Regions from separate parts of the Mus musculus genome. Here region 1 is linked to region 2. A link is a loop called in an ENCODE intact Hi-C map of the cell type or tissue named here. Cell type or tissue: left cerebral cortex. All regions are shown on one strand. Links, peaks and the distances in the headings refer to the core of each region. The heading gives the core; the rest is flanking DNA. Region 1 overlaps Gm30991 (a long non-coding RNA gene). Region 2 holds the start of Gm30991 (a long non-coding RNA gene).

Region 1 (11,798 bases), core at 1,384-9,383, 63 kb after region 2:
TCTCAGGCTCAACTATGGTCCCAGCATGCAGATGGTAGAGCACGGGGCTTTTCAGCTCTCCAAAAACGCAGGAACCAACTTCTCAGAATGAATCTTCTCGTGTGTGTGTGTGTGTGTGTGTGTGTGTGTGTGTGTGTGTGTGCGCGCTGGACCTGACCCTTCATCTAAGATAGGTCCCACAGGTTAGCACCCTGGGGAGATAAGCTTAGATAATACTTAGAAATTCAGGGTGCAAACATTGTGTGATGACATATAATGTTCATTATGCTAATTACACCTATCTACCTTCTTGCTTGTGATGGAGACACTGGAAGGAAATGCGTAGAATGGTTAGGATGGTTGTAAAGAGTTGTGGGGCTCTGGGTAACGTCTTTTTTTGTCTATTTCTTTATTGTCTCTCTCATCTTCCCTAATGTGCTTCATGACTCTGGATATAGAAAAGAAAACTATGCCTAACGTTAAAACATGGCCTAGAGTTGAGGGTGTTTTAGATTTGTCTTGATATTTTAACTTAAAAACATGAAATAAAATGTAAATATAGATTTTAAATATTAAATAGTAATATGTCAAATGATAAAAACTGCTGTATTTTCCCCATGTATACTCCATTTTCATCATCTCAAGGTGAACACTTGCAAGTGTTTGGGGTGTTTTCCCACTTTCAGTTGTCACCTCCAAATTCCTAAACAAGATGGCTGGCCTGCCTCCCTGCCAGCCTGGTGTTCCCTCCCTCCTCTCTCCCTCTCTCTTTCCTCTTCTCCTCCCCTCCTTCCCTCCCCTCTACTTCTCTTCCCACCCCTCTCCTTCCTTCCCCTCTCCTTCTCCCCTTTTCCCTTCCCACAAGAAGGCCATACATCAGAATAAACAAATTTGGGGAATTTAAATGATCTCTTCAATAATCTCTCCCTCCTCGACTTTGGGGCTCTTTTGAAATATCAGTTGTTTGTATTTTGAACATCTTCATTATTGGTCATATCTCCTTATCTTTCCTCTGTAATTTTCCATTGTTTTTAATTTATATCTTGGAAGAGGCCTTAACTTTGTCATATAATAAATACCTCTTACTGAATGTTTAAGTGTTCGCTTTGTTTTAAATTTTGAAAAGCCAGTTCTTCTGTTGGATGTAGAGTCTCTTATTTCACAATGCACCATGTCCTCATCAGTACTAAGTGTAGCTCATCGGTCTGATTTTCTTCTGTCTTGTCTGGTTCCTAATTCCCTTCCTTCCCCCTGCATCTGTTTATTCTAGTGCATGACTTTCTTACTGGGAACTTTAAGTGTCTGTTGACTCCTGGCTCTAAGCTTACATTTAAGATGAGGATATCAGATAGATATCTGGAGACTCTAGGTGGAGAAGCAGGGCTTATGAAAAGGTCAACTTCATTTTCCAAAAGACAAGAAGTAGGTGCTTGCTGGCTTCATTGGGGAACCCCCTAAAATAAAGGTCCTTAGTGTATCAGGAGACAGCCAGCCCATTTCTCTAGAAACCAAACTCCCGGTCTCTCCGTGAGTTAGGGTGTGAATGTTGGTGGACCAGGTATCTCATAAGATCTAGCATGTTGTCAGGTCTGGTATTGCAAGGCCACAGCCTCCTCTTTGCCACCCCTGACCTCACTCATCTTTTCTTTATATCACATGTCTCATGTGTACAAGTTGGCCTCAAACTTTATATGCAGCTAAGAATGCCTTCTGGAATAATGGGTAACCTTTCTAAACTCAGTTTCTCTAGAGAGACATCTAGTTTTATGAAGGAGAGTTACCCAGCTGATTATGCCAGGACAAGGAATCCTGATCCAATACTCCAGTCTAGATTTTAGCTCTCACTCTTTGGTTATATGATGCTTCCAAGTTCTAAGGCTTTCCATAGTCCTGTGTCTGAATACACTCACTTGTGGGCGTCTTTGACAGGACATGGCCAAGTTCAGAGAGCTCAAGCCTGAGCTGATCCCGCTTTACCCAAACAATTTTATCTGTTAAGTTATGCCATCTACAATACACTGAGGAAGAACGAACTTCACATTAGGCGTGTTAAAGCCTAATGCGAAAATGGACACCAGCACATCTACCATCCAATTTGAAAACCAGCACATTGCTAATATCAGACAATTTCCCCTTTGAGAGATTGCTTTCTAGGAGAGTGAACGGGAGCTTTTTCATTAGTGCCACAGCCTTGCCCACTCCCCCGTCTCCATGTCACACCATTCCAGGCCAGTCAGTCCCCTTGCTTCATCTTCTAGCTCTCTTGGCCTCTCCCTCACATTTTACATCTGTTCCCTCTTTATGTTCTCAGAACACAATTTACCTAGACTCTCATTTGAGCAATAGTTGGATGGATGAGTCAAAGAGGGGAGGTGACCAGGGCAAGTTCTTCAGAGCCACTATAGGGAGTCTCTGTGGGATCCCTTTGGGGGTGCAGGGGGGTTGTCTCCTAGACAGGAGCTTGTCTGAGGCTTATCTAGATGGAAATCTTTATTTTAACATTTGTACTTCTTAGTGACACTTGAGATGAGACATATTAGTTACCCTGACTAAAGAGCTGAACTTCCTGATGTGGTTTAGCGTCAAGGAAAGGCAGAAAGTCTGCTCACGGGCTGCTTGTCTGGAGGAACCATGGACTCTTCTAACAAGCACTGCTTATTTCTGGTGATCGAAAACCTCTTCACAGTATGTCACCACTACTGGTGACACTGGGTAACAATGCAGTAGAATGCACAGTCCTTTGGCCTGATCTTTCCGTGAGCCTACTCCCCAGAGTGCAGGACACTTAAAAACATTCCCCTGTAGGAGGTTAATGTGGTCCACTTCACACCCGGGCTCATTTTATACACCAGCCCCTTGATGCCCCTACAACTGCAGTTTCAGAATCTGCCCAGGGGTCAGTTTGGCTCTTCTCTTCTGCAAGATGGGGTAGGGTCCTATCTGGCAGGGCTCTGGGTGCTACCCCACTGGGTAAGCATGCTCTCTGTCTCCCAGGTCCTCATCTGTCTTCGAGGCAGGTCTCTAATGACCCCAGCGCTGGCCTGCTCAGCAGGACTGCAGATGTTGTTAATGGATGGGAAATTACCCAGCGCCTTGCAAGACTCTAGTGAGTGTTTGTTCCTGAGCCCTCACAGGCCTGCATCCTGTGTGCGCCCAGATGAGTCCTTCACCAAGACACAAAGCACAGAGTGCTACTCTGCCCCGTGCCTCCCGACGGCTTATGTATACTCCAGGCTGTAGTATACGTGTGGGTCACTCTCGATTGTAGGGATGCTAACCTCCACACCCACCCCAAAAATCGTCTCCCCACAAATTAAAAAATAACTTGTTACTACTTATTAGGAGATCAATGCATTTTCATGGATGGAAAATTTAGAAAAAAAAAAACACAAATCGGCAAAAAGAAGGAGGAAAATCCATACTCCTGTCTTCTAGAGAGAAATATTATTAAGATTTTAGGTTATAACTTTATGGAAACTTTTCTGTATAAATATGAAGATATGAAATAACACTATAAATAGGAAGATATGAAATAACACTATAACAATAATGTGAATCATAACTAACATCATTGACCGCTTTATAAGTTTGTTTCCATTTGTGTAAACACTAAATTAGTTGTTTAGTGTGCAAGTGAGAGGGAGAGGGGGGAGGGAGAGGAGAGGGAGATGGAGACTAACAGAGAGAGAGACAGAGAGAGAGAGAGAGAGAGAGACAGAGAGAGAGAGAGATTCAATTGTGTGGTTCTCAAGTGTGAGCTTTGTAGATGAAATTGTTGCGTTGTAGTGTGGAAAGGTTTGACATGGCTGAACAGATTAGTGTTGAACAAAATGACTCACTCTGGAAAAAAAAAACCATTTATTCCTACCTCTGAATTAGGACAAAACTGAATTCCCAATGGACTAATGACCCTGTGTATGACAGAGAAAGACAGGAGCCATATAGAAGGGGTGTAGTCTTTGTGACTGTGGAGCTTGGAGCAATTTCCTATCTGAGACCCAAACAATAGAAACCTTTAAAAGAAAAATTACTGGCTACATACAGTCAAAATTAGAGATTTCAGTTCGGAAGAGTTAACCTACCTGACAGACAGAGTTAGAGAAGATGTTTGTTGGGCTTGAAATCAATAAGGACTGGAGGCTTCCAGGGACTCCCATGGACTGTGGAGAGAAAGGTAGGGAGCTCCCCGGAAAACAGGGCAAACGGGGAGGCAGTTCACAGAAGAAGAAACCCAACTGCTGATAAGCATATGAAGAGACACTCTTTTCCTGGTAATCAGAGAACTGCACATTGAAGTTACATTTTGATCCACTTCAAAATCATCAGACTGATACAAATGGAAGATTGTAGGAAGTATCAAGTGCAGAGGAGAATGTGGAGAGAGAGAGAGAGAGAGAGAGAGAGAGAGAGAGAGAGAGAGAGAGAGAGAGAGAGAGAGAGACTGAGTCTGGCACTGTTGTGTGTGGAAAACTCTATACAGCACTTCAGCATCCAACTGCTCCAGAGACAGATTTTACAAATCTCTGGGGGCTTCGGGAGAGGTGGCAGCCACAGGGCATATTTGTACAAGGGGTTCCTGTGCAGTGGCCTGTGTCCCTGCAGGCAGAAGTGTTTCTGGCCAGGATCCCAAGCAACACCACTGGGGGAAGGTAGAGTTCTTGGCCACCATAATTATATTGAACATGACAGGAAGCATGGAAAAGTAAGAAGGATAATGAGAATGGTTGTCAATTAGGCACGCACACACAAAGCAAAAGCAGTATCATCTATTATTCAAGGGTAGTCATATATCTGAATGAAGAGAAGTGAAGGGGTTAGAGAAGGTGGTGGAGGTAGGTGGGGGTGGAGGTCAGGGTATGGACGAGCACACAATAACATTTAAGAAGGGCTTGTTAGCTATCAGGCACGTGGCATTAGAAAGCAGAGTTAATTCAGCCCCGCGAATCTCTGGTCCGAAAGAAAGGAAAAGAAGGTAAAATCAAATTGGAATTCGTGTGAGCAGAGGGTATCCTTATATGGCCAGAATGCTGAGATGGTCTGTTTAAGGGCTGCATAATAAATCATTGATAAGTTTCAATTCTTTATTATTTGTAATGGAGTTCTCACAACACCCTCTCCAGCTGTCAGGACCCTAGGGCGGAGCCAGAGCCTGCCAGGCTCGCTTCTTTACCTACCTGGAACCTGCAGTGAATATAGCCATAAAGACAGGGTGTGGGGACCACCTCAATATTCAAGTCACAATTAGGAGAATGACTTGGGAAAGGTCTGCAATTTCTATTCCATAAAGACAGTCTGACTATCTCTTTATCCATATTTCATTGGTTCCATCTAATATTTAAAGTCTACCCCCAATATTTGTAGAATGAAAAGCAGAAATCTAAGTGGTTCTAACGTTATTTCCCCAGTTCCCACAGCCCGCGCTGCTTGGTGTCGGTCTCTGAATTCATAACACAAACGAACAGAAGACAAAAATCGTTTGCAGATTCTGAAAGGAAGGATTTCGACAGGAGAGATGTTTAGAACGTGCTAGTCTGGGAAGCTGGAGAGGAGGCGGTCCTTAAAACCAACCAATCAAAGACCTGGAAAGGGAAGCTTCCCAAGCACCCGCCCCCTCGGGAACATCTGCTCTCCCCCCCCCCCCCACACACACCCCATTTACACCAAACTCACTTGTCAATTTCCTCAGAGAAACTTGAATGGATTTTTCTAACCTGCCCCAACTCCAAATTGATCAGTTAATTAAGCTGATCTCTAGGAGGCTGTTGAGGAACGGGCTCTTTTCTCCTTTTATGTTCTACAGTTCCAAATAAACTCTTCAGAGGCACCCACCTCGGGCAGAGGAGCACTCCTTACTAAAATCCTACTCCTTCTCCTCCTGCACACAAACAGACCCAGTGGTTATCTGTTGCTATTTATTTACGATTTATTACTTTTAAATATACAATTGTTGGGTTTTCCCAGGATTGTTGTATATTTGCTGTCTTTATTTGCTTTGAGGATTCAAAAGGAACTGGTAGGTCACTAGCTGTGTGTGTGTGTGTGTGTGTGTGTGTGTGTGTGACTTGCTGCAGTGTTACATTTTAAAGTCACTCCTTTGATCTACAGGCAGGTGAGTGATGAGGTAGTTGCTGTGTATTGTAATGCGAAGGATCACCCTCCCAAGTTCTGGTTGCCCCCAGTGAGGAGAAATCTTCACTTTCACCAAATGATGCTATGTAATCTTTCTCCCTAGGTTATCCCTAGTTGGTCAATAAAGATGCCTACAGCCAATCAAGTTGGTCCTGGGCTTGGGGTCTGAGTCAGAGGCCAGGAAGACAGAGAGGGGAAGAGAGAGGAAAATACCATGAGGTAAGGGATCATGGGGGCTGGCCAGTTGGAGTAAGAGTGTCCCAGGCAGAGCATGGGAAATCATATTTTGGGGTTATTGACAGGGAAGTAGAGAGAATAGCCATAGAGGGTTGATATCTGCCCAGCTCTAGTGCTTATAAGGCTTATTATAGATATAAAAGTGTTGTGTCTTTTAGCTGGGAACTAAGTGATCTAAGTGGGGTAGAAATTAAATTTTTATTGCATTGAGTGAGAATGGTTGATTATCTAGACCTGGCTGAGGAGGGAGTGAGGCCAGTGACCTGGGCACTAGCTCTCTCTTTAAGGTTTTTCTGGCTACTTGAAGCACATTACCTCATTGGTCCTCAAAATATCTCAGTGAAAAAGGAAGGAAGGAAGGACGGTGTACGGAATGGAGCCATGACTAGTGCAGAGTACATTGCTCATGTAACCATCACTTCCTCCTCCCCCACCTCTCCTACCTACAGTCAATTTCAGAAACTGAGGCAGAGGGAGCTGAAATTGCAGCCCTAAGTTTCCGAGAGTCTTCAGACCAAGGAAGGCCAGGGAGGCCTTTAAAAAACTGCCTAAGTAAGGGCTAAAACACACACTTAGACGATGGCATCCCTGGGTGCGGACAGCTGGGAAGTCAGAAATACACATAGGAGAGTGATGGGTAGGAGCCATGCTAAAGTTAGAGACAGGCTCTGGCTTTCAGAAGTGGCCACTTTGGGGTGCAGCTGGCTCTTCACCTGACTCAGTGTTTTGCTGATAAGTACAACCCAGTTTGGTTCACACACACACACACACACACACACACACACACACACACAGAGAGAGAGAGAGAGAGACAGACAGACAGACAGACAGACAGATACACACACAGAGACACACACAGACAGACAGACACAGACACACACAGACACACAGACACAGACCTTCCCCCGCCCCCCCCCCCACAGACACACACACACACCACATATTGAACTGACCCCATTTTGTTTAATTTCTTACATTTTACAAGGCCTTTCAGATTACTTCCTGAAAAGCTGTTTTGATAATGATTTTTAATTTTAAAGAAGAAGGTCTGATTCAAAGATTATCAACCTACATCTTACTCAAAAGTGCTTCTCAGGTGCCTAACTCAGTAGCTCTGAAGCCTTCCTTTTACTATGCAAGGGCAGCCTTAATGGAAACCACACCTCTGTCAAAAGCACAGTGACAGCTCTGGGATCCTCTGGGAAGTCCTGGTGCTTTTCTGCTCATGGCCTTTGTGTATCATGTTCTAGGTTCCAGGAAATCATTCTTCTTTGGAGGACTGATACTGAGGTCTAGGTGGCTCGGGAGGCAGGAAAACAAACAAGGAAACAAACCAGGAGGCAGAAACAATCTCCCAATGTGGAACTGTAGGCACAATAGAGTTGTATGGCTCTCCACCAGGCAGCCCACTGGGAAAGGAAGTCCTGCAGTGAAGCAGTCCTTGGAATGAAACCGGTGCCTTGGGCTGGGGATAGAGCTTGGTTGATTCAGTGATTACCTGCCAGGTGCAAGGTCCTGGGTTCAGTCTCAAGTACCATAGACAACAAGAAGTGCTGTTGCCTCCAGCTAAGTGTCTCCTCAGCATTCTAAAGCCAATGCAAATAAATACACAGCATTCACATATTCCTTCCTTCCCATAACAGCCTCAGAGGTGACATGATAACCCCCGATATTCAGGAGCTCACAAATACACAAACAATCAAACTGCAGGATGGTACCATTAACCATCATAGAGATAGATACAGAAAGCAGAGGTTTTGGGCAGAACTATGAAAGCATTTAAGGAATTTATAGAATCCAAGACAACATTTATAAGTCCTAAGTCATAGAAGGCAGCAGAGATGATATTTAACGTCAGTATGTATGTGGCATTGAAGACCATGGATTGATGACCTCCACAGGACACAGCGGGTCAAGACCTGGGTCAAGGGGGTACCCATGTTCCAGTCCCATGTTCCAGTCCCATGTTCCAGCCATTGTTTTGTCTTCATGCAAACACTGCATTAGTCCTAAACATCTTAATGTCCTCATCTACAAAATGGAAATTCATAATATAATTTATCATAGATCATACTGGAAAGTGGTGTTGGGGGACTAAGTGAGATGATACCCCTTATGTATGCTATGTGCCTAGGTGATTGCTTGGCACAGAAGCCAGCACTCAATAAGAGTTAACAAAGATTTAATAGCAATAATTTACTATACACAAAAGATTCTTCTACACAGGCAAAACAGAGTTCCTAAGTAGCTGTGTGGTTTTTCTGGCTGTGGTCGGTTTGCTACTCAACGCTTTGGTTGTGTACTGCTGTCCCAACACAAAAAGGAATGGAAAATCACAACTGTGGGCTTCATATTTGTTTCAAATGATGTAAGCCAGCGATAAAGGAAGGCAACTATCAGGAAGTCTGGAGAGAACCCAGGGCTACTATGTGCTCCAGGGAGGAGCCATCACCCCCTGTCAGTACAAAGCTCTTTAAAGGGATGAGAGACTGGGAGGGAATTTGCAAAGGGTTTAAAGAAGCTGTGATGGACTTAATGAGCGCAGTTTACAAAGACCTCTGCAGAAAATCCGAGAAAAAGCATGAGACCAGGAATGGTTACAAGAGAAGTGTCAGGAGGATGAAAGTATAAAAGAAGCTGAGCGTGCAAAACACAAAAAAGATAGTAGAACAGGTCTTAGGCAAGATTAGGGGAGGGAGAGGCCAACCGGGGCTTGAGTGGATGGCAAATGGGTAGACTCTTTATATGGAGAAGTCAGAGTCCTGTGGTAAGTACTTTTGTCTGTTTGCTCCAACAAGAATCACGGTGGAATGGAACAGCATTTAGGAATACGGGCATTGGTAAATGACAATGGGCCAGGGAGTCTTTAAGGGGCATCATGGGTGAGCTCACAGTTGGGTGCAGAGTGCGGCAGTGAATGAATTATGTACCCAGGCAACTTGCAAATGAGATTCTGCAGTCATTACTGGTTGAAATTGGAAGAATCTCAGAGAGTGGAAGAGGAGCTGAAAAAGAAACGCTGGTGAGCACAGTTGCTTATTTTTAGAAACAGAGAGGCAGTTGAGCTCACAGATTTTGCTCTTAGAATCACAGGCAGGGAAGCTGGTTGTCCACCTGGGGTAGGAATTGGTTATTGCTGCCTGAACTATCACTGCCTGACCCTACTTGCCCTTGGGTGTTGGAAGTGAGGTGGCACGGAGTCAACAACACAGACTATGGTAGCAAGTGAGAAACACCGCAAGCTCCTTTAATACCTTCCACTCTTGCCCCATTGGTCCCAAGAAAACATCTCTTCTAAACAGCAGTTGCCGATTGGCCAGCATTGTCTGCTCCAGCAATTCTTGGTCTCTCAGGCAGTCCTCAATTAGGTCCTCCTGCAGGAGGTGCTTTTGCAGCTGTGCTGGGCCCTGGTATTTACATAGAGGTGGTCTTGCTGGTCCTGCTACAGGTTATGGTTTGGATAATTGATGAGCTCCCTGGACAACAGGACAGGCTGTAAGGCAAACCACCATGGGTGGGTCCCAGTTTCTTCTTTTACTCCTTTGATCTCCTTTGGCCTAGGGTCCCCAGAGGTCAACTGAACTGTATGTCTAGATTTCATGAAGTCTCTCATGATGCTGTTGCTGAGGGAAAGAATGATTTAAAACAAACAAACAAACAAACAAACAAAAAAACAAAAAAAACCAGAGGGTGGAAAGAGCCTGTGAGGAGTCATAATCGGCAATCTCCAGCGGGAAGAGCATTTCTAACGGTTTCTACCTCTTTCCTCATTGTCTTGACCAAACATTTTTTATATTATTGTTTTTATTCTAATATTTATTACAAATCCACTGTGTGTCAGGATACATGTTTAAACAACTTTCTCACCTGCATGACTAGACGAAGTCTGATGCTGGCATTTTAGCTTCAGAATACCTGTGTCCCAAGCCACCGCTGTTTACTTACATTGATGGGCTCACTGCAGAAAGAGGGCAGATGGGGAAGACATGGGCTGAGGTCAGGAGGAGCCAGCATGGTTTTTCCAGGGGCACAACTGAAACAGGAAGCAATTTTACTGAGCAAACTGAAGCTCCTGGAGTAAGGTTAACCACAGGACCCCAGGCCCATACAGGATAGGAGGAATGGAAGAGCTTGGCTGTTTGAGTAAGCAAGACCCGGGTGGCAGGAAGCTTAATCTGAGACAATAGCATCGTGAGACAGGCAGAAGCCAAAATAGGAGGAGACAACGCAGTTCCTTAGCTTTTAGTTGGTCTGAAGATATTAGCTAGGGATTTGGACTCATTAGCATAATTTGATGGATTAGCAAGAGGAGTTAGAATTCCTCATCCCATTTTTTTTTGTCTGTCGTATTTTCAGGAACACATTAAGACTCAACCATGGTGGGAGAAAGTCATCAGCAGAGGATGCTGGGAACCATGACTTCCTGGAGGCAGCTCTTCCACAGGAGCGGAGCCAGTGTTCTCAGCGAAAACAGCCAGGACCTACCACCATTCAGGAAACAAATATATGACCCTGCACTCAGCTAGGAAGGGCGAACTTCAGAGGTCCCTGGAGCGCTCTTCCCACACTGGAAAGACAGGAACTGGAAAGGCATTTCCACGAGCGTGCCTTTCAGACTTGACTGTTGCCTACAGCCAGAATTACATGTTGCAGCTCCACCCAGACTGTACATAAGCACACATAGGCTACTGAAACAAGCATTCCAGAAAAATCACTTCCCCTTGTTGGGTTGAAGTGGCTTTGGTTTGGTCTATTCTGTTCTATTCTAGTCTATTCTGTCTAGTTCTGGTCTTTATCAAAGCTATTTAAAAGTGCTTGCCCAGATCATTCATGAAATGATTTCCTGGCTCATTAATGGGTTGTAACTCATAGTTTAAAACACGCTGGAGCTGGGCAGGCAGGTGTGGAGCTATGTCATGCTAGCCATTGCTCCAGATCAGTAGCTCTCAACCTTCCTATGCTGTGACCCTTTTAACACAGTTCCTCATGTTGTAGTGACCCCAACTATAAAATTAATTGGTTGATACTTCATAACTGCAATTTTGCTACTGTTACTGTTACGAATCGCAATGTAAATATCTTATATTTGAGTTATCTGATATGCCAACAGGGTCACAACACACAGGCTGAGAACTCAACACGTGTTTTCTGAGTGTCAGCTTTGTTTTCAGAGCTGGGTCTCCATTAGCAGTCAAGGCAAAAAACTTGTAAAAAACATCTCTGCTTTCATGGAGTTTACACCAGGAGGTCATGTGTAATAATCAGTCTAGATTGTGACAAGTACCAGAACCCAGGGAGAGCAGCAGCTCAGCACAAGGACCACGGGGTGGGTGGTGGGGGTGTCCCTGAGAAAGTGACATTACCTCTGAGGATGACTGGGGATGAGGAGCAAGAAAGAATATTCTAGAAAGAAAGGCAGTTAATATATGAGGGTTGAGAGAAGGCGAGACAAG
Region 2 (11,798 bases), core at 2,199-10,198:
AAGGTCTAGGAGGAAGAGAGGTGTCGAGGGAGGATTGCTTCCCTCCACCTCTCTTGAGGAAGCTGACACCCTCCTATCTTATTCCCACACACTCCTTTCCCCACACTTGGGGGACTTCTGTTTTCATTGTGTTTATCTGGGGCAGACCTTGTTATAGAGACTTGATGATCTCTTGTTCACAGAGAACTATGACTCTCCTGGGTTTGGATCTGGACTTGGATGCAGGAGAGAGCTGAACTGAGATCAGCATAGGCTACCACTGGCTGATACCTTTCCTGTTTGCTGTCCTCCAGCCATCCTTGTGTGCTAGTCCCAACCTACATATCAGTAGGTTGCTCCTTCTCACCAACGAAAGCTTCAGAAGCCTGGTGTGGCTGGGACTGTGCAGAGGACATAATAGGAAAAATAGGATCTGGAATGCCAGGCTTAGATCCTTGCAATCACATCTACTCTCTGGGTAACTTTGACCAAGGCATGTAGTCACCCCTTCCCCACCCAGGGTTAGGTTTCTCCCATCTACACAAATGGAAATAGAAGCACCTACCTCCTTGGACGACCTCGTGAGGAATGAGACACTGTAAGGAATACACTTAGCTCCGGGTCTGCGTTTGCTATCCTCATAAGACATATGTTCCATGGGCAGGAGCTACCTGCATCAGCTGAGAACTGATGGAAAACCACACATTCCTATCTGCCTCATCTGGCTCTATATTCTCCACAGAGACCCAGCCGCTGAAGCTCCCGGGACAGTCACTCAAACAGTCATGTGGAACAGACCACAGGCCATAGATCAGATCCTTCCTTCATGCTTGTGTTCACAGAATCACACGGCTGGCAGGCTCGTCTCAGAGTGAGAAAAGACTGCATCGCTATGATCTATACACACCCCTATGTGGATTAAGAAGCCAGCCAACAGCTCCTTGCCAAAGAAAGAGCTGAGCCATTTTCTTTAAGGATATATTTAGACCTGACACGGGACTTCAGTCTTTGCAGAGCTGAGGGACCCGGGTCTGACATCACAGACTTCCCACCATAGCTGTCATTTTGACAGGTGAGTGCAGGCAACTTTCAGAAAGCCTTGTTAATCTTGAGGTGAAATAGCGGGACTGACACTTGTGGTGATGCTCCACAATAAGGCCATTCAAATCACTTTCATGAGGGTGTGGATGGAAATGGAGTCTGATGTCTTCTGTACATGTCGCCACTGGATCACATTTAATACTTGTTTTGTGCCCATCTCTCATTTGGTGCCTTATTCTTTGGATACCAACACATGGTGCCTATTAATCCCATGGACAGGGAAGATGGAATTAAGGGAGACTCAACCGCTAAAGGAAGAACTTTCCATGGATCCAGAGACTGGCTAGAGTTTTTTTGGAGCAAACATTACCAGAGGGATGTTGAGTACAGTTGTTAGTCCACACTTTCCTATCTCTTTAGCCTACCCTATACAGCACTGAATATCTGGAGATGAATTTCATGGAAAGTGAAAACAGAAAAGCCAATCCCATATCTGGCATTTTTACAAGAAGACAAACAACTAGCTATTTCTTGCAGTTTGGGAAGCAGGTAACTTTTCTTTTTGATTTTTATCCTTGGCACTGACAGCAGTGTTGGATTAGGACCACACTCAGAGTCAGATTTGTTCTCCGTTACCAGTCTTGTTTCTTCATGAGTCACACTGGCCATGCAGCCCAGAGATGCTGGACCAGGTCTTTGCTCTGTCTTCTCTTTGTTTACCTGCTCACAGGGCAGGTGGTGGCTTCTTCTTCACTCCAGTGTCCTTTGGAAAACTACAGCACCTGCAGGGCAGAACATAGGCACGTCTCCGCCTTTCAAGTCTCGGTTCTCCAAACCTTTCTTCCGAGAACCGCAGGTTTCCAGCTGCCATAAGGCGCTGACTTGCTTGATTTCAGCAGGAATCCTACACATCTACAATACATTACTGTTGTTGTTGCATATGCTTAAGACACACCCAGAGCTGGAACTCAGTGGAAATGCATGACCCATGCCACCTGTCTGCTGTATCTGTGACTCAAATCTCTGTGCATGTGGGAATATGTCTACATTTGCCTTAGTCAAAAGCACGTATGGACCATGCACCCTTCGTTAGCCTCTCTTGTCACAAGCACCAAAAGTGAGGAATCCCTGCTTTTTAAAAAAATAAATAAATAAAAGGCTTGGAGATGGCTCAGTGGGTGAAGACATTTGCCCCCATGCCTGATGACCTCCTTTGGATTTCTTGAACCACCATGGTGGAAGGAGGGAGAGTGATTCTAGCCAAGTTTCCCTCTGACCCATACATATCCACTGTGGCATCCAGGCATACATACAAACATACAGAATAAATAAACAAATGTAATACAATTCTTTTAAGTTTTAAGTGTTTATAAAATTAATAATTAAAGAAACAAGAACAAAACCAAAACCCTTTCAACCCTGCCAACACCTAAGGAGAGTGCTAATGGCCGAATCCCCTGAAGCCTCCCCCTCTGGGCATCACTTCATGCGTTGGTTCTTTGAGCTACAATCAGTCTTGCTTTCTCATCCTTCATCTCTTCACCATAATGCATGGTGTTCCCTGCCAGTTTTCACTTCCTCTATCATCCATCCATCTCTATCTTCTAGCTCTTCTCTATATTTCCATCTGTCTGTCTTTATACATCTCCATACCTGCCAACGAGAGTCACGAGAAGGAAAGAGCCCTTGTGAGTTTAATGCACTGCCTGGATACTGCAGTGCCCACCTAACACCTGAGGTGACACATTCTATCCTTGCCTAGACCTCCCAAAGAGCGTTTTATTAGATTTTCTAACCTTCTGGGAAGGGATTTGGGAGAGAAAACAATGCCAATTTCTAGAGTGTTCCAGACACGATGGGCCTCTTCCGAGAGGCTGAAATCTTTCACTGGCTGCTGCTGAGCACTGCACATGGTTTGAGGACCCTGGAGGTGCTCAGGGGGTTCAGAGATGAAAAGGTCATAGCTGTGACTTCTAAAATTGACCAGTAAGTGTAATGGATGAAGAACCAAGCTGAAGACACCTGCAGACTAGTGAAATTTGACCAGTCAGGTTGTAGACTGGCCTAGAAAAAGAAGTGTGTGTCAGGAAGGCTTTGTGTCAGTGACACACAGTCTGAACCTACTAACTTATAAGGAAGGCTTTGTGTCAGTGACACACAGTCTGAACCTACTAACTTATAAGGAAGGCTTTGTGTCAGTGACACACAGTCTGAACCTACTAACTTATAAGAAGAGTTTATTTCAGCTCAGGGTTTCAGGGGTTTCTGTTCCCTGCTGGTTGGATCACTTGCTTTGGGCCTTGTGGTGAGGGCCACATGGTAGAGTAAAGCTAAGAAGGAAAGAGGCAGGACCTGGGCTTCAACATGCCCCTCAAGGAACCCCCCAAAACTTAACTTCTTCTCAATTGGGTCCAACATGACCTTCAAGGACACACCCCCAGTGACATAACTTCCTCCTGCTGGATGTCTCCCATACTAGTTCAGCTACTTTCTTTTCTTTTTTCTTTTTCTTTGTTTTGCAAAGGATCCCCTATTTATTAGCAGGATTTTTTTTTTCCTAAAAACACAAACATGAGACCTGAGCATGGTACCCAGAGTGACTCGGCCCTTCGGATGGGGAGACACCAGGACATAAGCTGTGGGGCTTTCCTTTCACCCCAAGTTTTAGCTTCCTCACTCACTCCGGGGCTCCCACACTACCCATGACAAGGAAAGGAAACCACTAAGATTCCCAAGCACAGGAAGGTCACAACCACCTTAAGGCTGCTGATGCTGACTGCCCCATGTTTCAGTCTGTAACTCTAGCGTATCAGAACCCACCGTCAGACAGCTGCTCCACTGACCCTCGCTGTCCTGACCAGCTAGCCTCCAGCCGGGCTTCTGCACACCACAGAGCATGTGCGCTAACGTCCACTTGCAGTGTCTGTGTTCAAGTATAAAGTTTCGTTCAGGACAGACCACGTCACTATAGTGCTTAAAACTCTGTAGTATCTACTAGGGTCACACTCTTCGACAGGTTTCAAAGGTGGCACAATCCATGAGCAAGTACTGGCAACTGTCCCACACCACCAGACTTGTTCTCCATCCAATATGACACCACCACAGTCAAGGCTAAAATCTCACATCAGTAATGACATGGCCAGACTTTCAATAACTGGGCCTTTGAGGACATTGACTCAAGTCCCAATACAGGGAAAGGCAGGCCACTCTGTCTGAGCAATGTGACTAGGGGTCAGAGAAAAGCTAGGAGGTCAGGGAGGAAGAAAAACTGGCAAAATGGGAAGGGAAATTAATAGCTTCCTCTAGATCATGAACTTGTCTTTCATCTTTATGATTGGATTCTTGGGTTCCAGAACAGTGTCTGGAACATGTCAGATGTTCAAGAAACTAGTGACTGGATTTTCTTTTCTTTCCTTCTTTTCCTTTTTTTCTCTTTGGACTGGCCACTTGCTGAAAGGAATCCTGCCCCAGCCCCTCTATACTGCCCCCCCCCATGGCATTAGGCAGGTATATCTTGGGAATTTGGACCATCTGTTTGGGGCTCCATGGAAAGAGTACACCAGATGGATCCCAGGTCTATTTTGGTCTTCACTTTGCATGTTTCCTCCTTCCCTGCATCCCATGCAGATGGATACTGTCAGGTTATTTATAGCAGGAGTTTACATACAATAATGGAACAGTTGTCCTAATCCCAATGCCAATCGGATAACTTTGGTTTTGCATTCTTCAGAGGACCTGCGTCAATCACGGTATTAATACACGTGGTACTGAGACTGCTTCCCTGTAGGATCTAAGGCCATTGGATTAGATCGCCTTCCCTGAGTCGGCTCTCTCCTTGATGTGGAACTCAGTCATTTTGTGTGCAGCATTCCCTGTGGGCTTTAGGAACAGCCCATCCACAGATGTAGACACTGTAAATAAAATGAAGTTCTGGAAAACTGAACTCAGTGGGATATTAAATAATTAATACACATAGACAAGAATGCAAAGTTGGTTCTTCATACAAAGGCAATTATAATTTGGTGATTTATACTAATGGATAATTTAAGACATTTCATTCATCCATTGTGGGTTGGTCCTGTTGCTATTGGGTTTGTGGAGAGGGAGCTCATCATGGTGGGCGTTTATAGCAGACTAACATGTACTTAGGGTCTGCCCTAAACATTAATGTGCATTCATGTGATGCAGTAGTATACAGCTATGAAAAGGTGCATACCAGGCAATATTTAATAGTATGAAAATGGCTACCATACACAATGAAAAATTTTAGGCTGTTTCATATGCACAAATGCATACATATGATTTAATCTTAATTGTTAATGCCCAGATAAGAAGACAGAAATCGAAAGACTGTGGGTGGCATATTTATTGTTCCTAATTTTCTGTTTTCAACAATATTTTTATAGTAAACATTTAGTATTTTTTTCTTTTTTTTTTCTTTCTTTTTTTTTTTTTTTTTTTTTTTTTGCCTAATCTAGAAAGAAATCTGTCATGGATGCTGTTTTAAAGAGTAGTCCTCCTGGTGTCTTCCAGGGTAGAGGTTTTATATCTGAATTAATACTAGAGACTAGCTAAAGGCAATCCACTATTGAAAAGGGAAAATACAAAGTTGGTAGTGCTGGTCTGTAAAGCAGGTATTTTAAAGGCCACTCTTAATTTAATCTCAAAAGGAAAAAGACAGATAGTGTTTTCTCTTCAGAGCTTTATCAATCAGGTTTGAACATGATCCAAGCATCTTGAATGTGCCCTAAAGCACGCCTATAAAGAGACACACATATGGGCAGAACACGAACTCTCCAGATTCTGGAAATTGCTAGTGTTTTAAGGTTGGTCATCTAATAAGTTTCTCTAGGAACTGAGCCCAACCAATGGCAGTGAAGGAATAACAGGACAGTTTTGGGGAGAGGCAGTTCCTGGAACAAGCCGAGGCCAGACTTCTGCTCAAACTCATGCTTTCTGCAGTCTCAAGCTTCTTCGCAATTCAGGTGTTTGCAGAAGCCTCTGCATGGCGCACAGCCTTATGTGCGAATCCTTGGTTAAACACGCTCATTTTCCGAAGCCTCAGGGAGACCGTGTGACTCACCTCTACTGTCTTGACTTGAGCAGTGCAGCTATAAGGGTTATACAGTGGGTTGCAATGATCAGCAGATGTATTTCTTTTCCCTGGTTCACATCCCCCTGACAGTGTCATCTGCCCAGATGCAGCATCTCTGAAGCCAGCCGCATTGCACACACTATTTTTAACCAGAAGAAGAGCCATATCTAACATAGTCTATGATGGCACTGTAATTAAAATGTCTTACATAGTCAGGAAGTCCAATAAATAAAGGACAGCAACTGTTATATTTCAGGATAAAGAAGTGCCAGGATGTAGATCCGATTTAAAATCCACCTACTGATCCATGTCCTCAAAACTCAACCCTGCAAGTGAGAAATAACTAGCAGTTTTCTTTGCAAAGAAACAGGGTTGGGGGAGTTAGACAGCCTGGGGGTGAGAAACATAGAATGTAACTTACCTGAAACCAACTGCTGACTGGGGGCAGTCAGGTACTAAAGACAGAGCCTATCTGGAATGACCTGACTCCCACCCCTTTGGTTCTCTCTCTCTCTCTCTCTCTCTCTCTCTCTCTCTCTCTCTCTCTCTCTCTCTCTCTCTCTCTGTGTGTGTGTGTGTGTGTGTGTGTGTGTGATATCACCACCAACAAAGAGAACATGCTTTCCTTAGCTCTCCACACTCTGCTTCCTGCCAGTTTGCATTGTACCATAGGGTTCTGTCACTGTGAATCTGGGGACATTGGGGACATTCTGGAGGCTCTTGGTTTTATAGTGCTGTTTAGAATTGGCTCCAGGGAAATTTTTGTTCCTCTAAATTATTTGGTATAGCTGTTAGAAATATATGTATCTTTTTGGCCCTATGCAGTATCTCACTTTCCAGTGGACAGAATGTGGTAGGAACCTTTCCCATAAAAAGAGAGACAAGAAAATCCAATTTGAGGCAAAATTCCAAGAAGACAAGAAAACATCACTGATGCTGTTCCCTGCTTTGATTTGAAGGACTCCTGTACTGCTATCTTTATGCATGGGTGACAGTTGCTGCACCTCTGACAATGATCAATGGGAAATTGGGCACACACTGTAATTTCAGCACTTGGGATGCTTGAGATTTGGGTAGGAATCTGGGGTACACAGTGAGTTCCAGGCCAGCCTGGGATACATAGAGACGCCCTGTCTAAAAACAGAAGCAAAAATACCAAGGTGTCATTGCACTGTCAGATTCTCTGTGTCCTTTGTAAGTTTTAATCTCTTTGATGTATAAGTTTCACATAAACATGTCAAGCCTTCTACTACTCTGAAGAAAACAAAACAAGTTGTCAATCCTCCCTTGTAATTCTGCCAGATTTGGTTTATATATTTGATGCTTCTTTACGAGTTTATACAAGATCCAAGTTATTTCCCCCCAGTCAGTGAAATGCGTCATGATTATTATAAACTAACAATCATAATAATTAACATTACCATTCATGTTAAATATTAACATTATTTAAACATCAGCTCCCCGATAGAGGAGCTATGGCCTCTTGGATGGAGTCCATGCAGAGTTTGTTTGGTTTTACAGTCTGCTCACCTAACACGTTGCCTGGCATATAGATGTGTTTGTTGATTCAAAAACACAATTCCCAACTCAAAGAGACAGTTTATTCTGAAGCTAAATATGAGGCACCGTGACCCAGGAAGACAATTTAGATTACTTCAAATTCCATGGTCTATCATGGCAAGTAAGCATCTGATGAAGGGTTCACGGTAAGAGAATGTGAAGGCCATAAAGACAGTTTTAAAATACAATGGCAGAAACACCAGGCAGGAGGGTTACAAATGTGTGCCCTGTGACCAACAGCTTTATGGGTCCCAGCTCCAGAGCGCTTATAACTACTCTTCTCTATGAGTTCCTGTGAGTTCAATTGTTTTAGACGCTGCATGGGTGTGAAGCAGGTAATGTTTGTATTGTGGAGACTGGCTTTTATCACACAACGTTATTATGCCCTTCAGTCTCGTTCATATTTTCACAAGTTGCAAGGATTTCATATACACACATACACACACACACATACACACCCACACAATCTTAATGTATATGTGTTTGTAGAACGAGGGTGTCCACTCAGGTGTTGGCTTTGCCTTACCTTGCTCCTTGTTTGACAGGGTCTTTTACTGTTTGTGTTGTACAGGCCAGGGTAGCTGGCCTGTGGGCTCCAGCATCCTTTTGTTTCCACATGCCATCTTGACAAAGCAGCATGGAGAGTCCATAAGTGTCTGACTGCTGCACCAGGCTCTGAGTGAGCTATGGGGATCGGAGTTCATGTCATGCTTGCACGGCAATCATTTCAGTCACAGAAACACCTCCTCAGCCCTTGCATTCCTCTTTTTCAAGGATGAATAACTTTCTACCATTCACTGGGGGTGGGGGTGGGGGAGGCTGGAAGCAGCCATTCCAGAACAGCAGTAGTGAAAATGGCTGTGTTCCTGGCATAAAAGCTCACTCATAGTGTGGTTCTGCTTTCTGCCTCTCTGCTGGGTGTATGAAAAGCTCTTGGGCAGACTAAACCAGTGCTGGGGTACATTCTGTCCTCACCACCATTGCCATGGGGGTGAGAAGTAGTGGAGTATAGCCTAAGATGGGGGCCCCAGCCCGGGGAGGCGGGGGAGAAAGGATGGCAGAGCAGGCTGAGGCCGAGGAGGCAGGGGTTCCCAAACCACACGGATTCCAGCTTAGCTCAACTGAGTGTCTGAGTCCAGAGGGCAGAGGAGCCTTCTGCAGCTTAGTTTCTGTATGATGGAGACTTAGGCAGCTCGGGTCTGTATGATGAAGGCTTCCCTCTATGGCAGTTCTTGATGACAGAGATAGTCTTTGCTTGTCCAAACTGTTTATTCATTGTTCATTGTGGAAAATGGGTAATTCGACTTACTCAGAGTGGACCAGAGGTCAAATACCTTTTGCAGGAAGGAATGTCTGAGAAGGGAGGCTTATTGGATAAACCCTCAGGGCCCATCTAGATATTTAATTAGCATGGAGAACTCTGTGTTCTATGCTATCTAGCTGTCAAGATCCCCATGTGGGGTGTTGTGGTCACATGCTCTAGGACAGGACTGGCTCAGGAGTAGTTGAAACGCCTACCATTCTCAGTTATGAGGATTCACTGGGGTTTCTGAATCCACTCAACCTTCCCAGTTTTTGTCTGGTGATACAATTCCACTTGTCCCACAACACAGGCCAATATAGCTCTGCTTGTACTATATTCATCCTTTGTAAGATTGTTCATTGACCGAATAATCCTGGAGTGGACCTGGGAGACAGCAACTCTCCTTTCAGCGTGCACTTAGTAGTGGGGTTGCTGGATTCCATGGCAATCATGCTTTACAAATTTTGAGGCAGGTCCATACAGTTGCCACAGTGGATATCACCCTGATGAAGAACAGCTATATATCAGATGAAATCACTAGAGCTCTCTACCTCTGTAATTTTTGGTGACTTTATTGAAAGCTAGTTGACTGTGTATGAACTGTTTGCTTCTGGAATTTCTAGTTGGTTCCACTGGTCCATTTTTCTTTGATAGTCGCATATAATTTTGATTACTATAGCTTTGTAATATATTTTGAAGCCAAGAATCGTGATACCTTCAGCTTTCCTTTTTCTGCATGCTGTCACTTCCAACTACCAGGGCTCCTTTCACGTGAGTTCTTTTGTGGTTTTGGCTTGTTTTTTTTTTTTGTTTGTTTGTTTGTTTGTTTGTTTGTTTTTTTCTATCTTGCAGAACTTCATTGGGATTTTGATAGGGACCACAGCATTACTTCTTTCAGTCTCAGCATCTGCAATAGCTTCCTGTTTATGCCTTCAGTTGATCTCATTAATGTTTTATAGTCTTCAGTGTAAAGGCCTTCATTTCCTTGATCAAATTTATCCCTAGAACTTCATTCTTTTTGATGCTGTTGTTTGTTTCTTTATCATATTAACTTTTCTTTCTGGGACAATTCTCTCTTCCTCCCCAAAGTATATCCTTTACATTTTTTTTAATTTAAATTTTTGGGAAAAGGTCTGTCTTAGTTACTGTTCTATTGCTGTGAAGAGACACCATGACCAAAGCAAGTGGCAGAAGGAAACATCTAACTTGGGGCTTGCTTACAGTTTCAGAGTGTTAGTATACAGCTGTCATGGTGGGAAGCAGGGCTGTGGGCAGGAAGGTATTGCGCACTAGAGCTGTAGCTGAGAGCTTACGTCATCAACTGCAGACAGGAGACAGAAAGACAGAGAGGTAGAGGAGAGTGGGCCTGGTATGGTCTTTTGAAATCTCAATCCCACCCTCAAGGGCACATCTCCTCTAATAAGGCCAACATCCTAATAAGAATTAAATAGTCTACCAACCAGGAGTCAAATATTCAGATATATTAGCCCATAGGAGCTATTCTCATTCAATCCATAACAGAGTCCAACCTGGGCTCAAACGGTAACCAGGAAAGACCTTACATTTCTGACCTCCTGCATCTACTTCCCACAAGCTGGGACTATAGCTGTGAACTGCCACACCTGTTTTATTTCGTGCTGGGGATGAAACCCAGGGTGTTGTGCATGTGAGTCAAGCACTCTACCAATTGAGCTATGTTATCAGTCTCCAAAGTATATCTTTTAAAGTTCCTTTTATGATAGCTTGTTGGTGACAAACTCTATCAGATTTTATGTATCTGATAGAATTTAATATGTCTTGGAAAGAGGTAAACAGGGTTTTCTGGTACTAGAAATAAGAGACACAATGGGAGAAGTAGGGGTCCAGGAGAGTTTCTAGCAGTGTCACTCATGGGGGCGGGTAGGCATGGATGACATAACAGGAAACAACATAAAGTGGTGCCGCCAAGTACTGCTCACCTGGAACACATGCTCCCTAGTGCATCCCTCGACCAAGCTGAGTCCTGGTTCCTATGACCTTTCTGAACCAATGGCAGCTGAGTCCTGGGTCATGTGACCTTCCTGAGCCAATGGCAGTTGTGTTTATTCATTCACCAGTTCTTCATTGAAAATTTCCGAATCTTCAGTTTTACATTTATTCATTATCTAGTTTATCAGCTAAGCATTTTTTTCTTCTTATAAAGCCTGAACAGAAGTTCCTGGGAAGAAGAACCGCACCTTCCACTGAGCCTTCTGCAAGGCTGATTGACTGGTGAGACCTTCAGTATTGAGTAGAAGTGGAGATATTGCAAACGTTGGGTCAAATTATCTTGGACTCGTCTTTAGCCTCCATTAATAGCCATTCATTGGCCTGCTCAGTATGTGACCTAACATCTTGGTGACTATTCATTACGTAAATCATTTGGAACGTTGAAACAGAATCCTGTATTCCACCAGCTAAAAGGCTAAAAATGTCCCCAGACGTCATCCAAGGTCCATGAGATTTCCCTCCTTTGTTGTAAGCCACCTACCTGATGTTTCTGCCACTGTATTTAGTAATGGGTTTTTAAAAATACGACTTTCTTGTTTTGTTACAGTAAACCCCTCCCTGGCCTGTTATCATGATAGACCATGGAATCTGGAGTAATCTAAATTGTCTTCTTGGGTCATGAGCACTCATATTTGGCTTCAGAAGACACAGTCCCTTTTTAATTGATAATTGCATTTTTTGAGTCAACAAAAGCATCAGCTACACTCTAGGCAGCCTGTTCAACGAAGAGGCTGTGAAGATGAGCCAGTCCCGTGTGGACCCCACACACGAGGCTCCGGCAGCTCTGCGTGA

Evidence for each region. Hi-C counts contacts between places; a loop is a spot of excess contacts. Peaks named below come from ENCODE experiments on the same cell type or tissue, not always from the same donor. Only the 100,000 strongest peaks of a DNase experiment are listed, where the experiment ranks them.
Region 1: a loop joins it to region 2, with 2.2 times the contacts of the local background. A loop is called at or near these places in 4 of 42 quality-filtered maps.

The regions. Positions count from the first base shown.
Region 1 is chr3:85,101,622-85,113,419 of GRCm38, forward strand. Gm30991 (a long non-coding RNA gene) reads left to right here. Exons shown (of 5, transcript XR_867400.2): 5 at 5,385-6,275. Among named protein-coding and RNA genes, the nearest start is that of Gm31096, 14 kb to the right of the region's middle. In left cerebral cortex, for the core only: no CTCF peak of the experiment used is centred there; DNase peaks (open chromatin) are centred at 5,522, 6,935 and 9,346; H3K27ac peaks cover 2,593 bases.
Region 2 is chr3:85,037,733-85,049,530 of GRCm38, forward strand. Gm30991 (a long non-coding RNA gene) reads left to right here and starts at 11,408. Exons shown (of 5, transcript XR_867400.2): 1 at 11,408-11,449; 2 at 11,554-11,798. In left cerebral cortex, for the core only: no CTCF peak of the experiment used is centred there; DNase peaks (open chromatin) are centred at 4,613, 6,252 and 6,793; H3K27ac peaks cover 3,448 bases.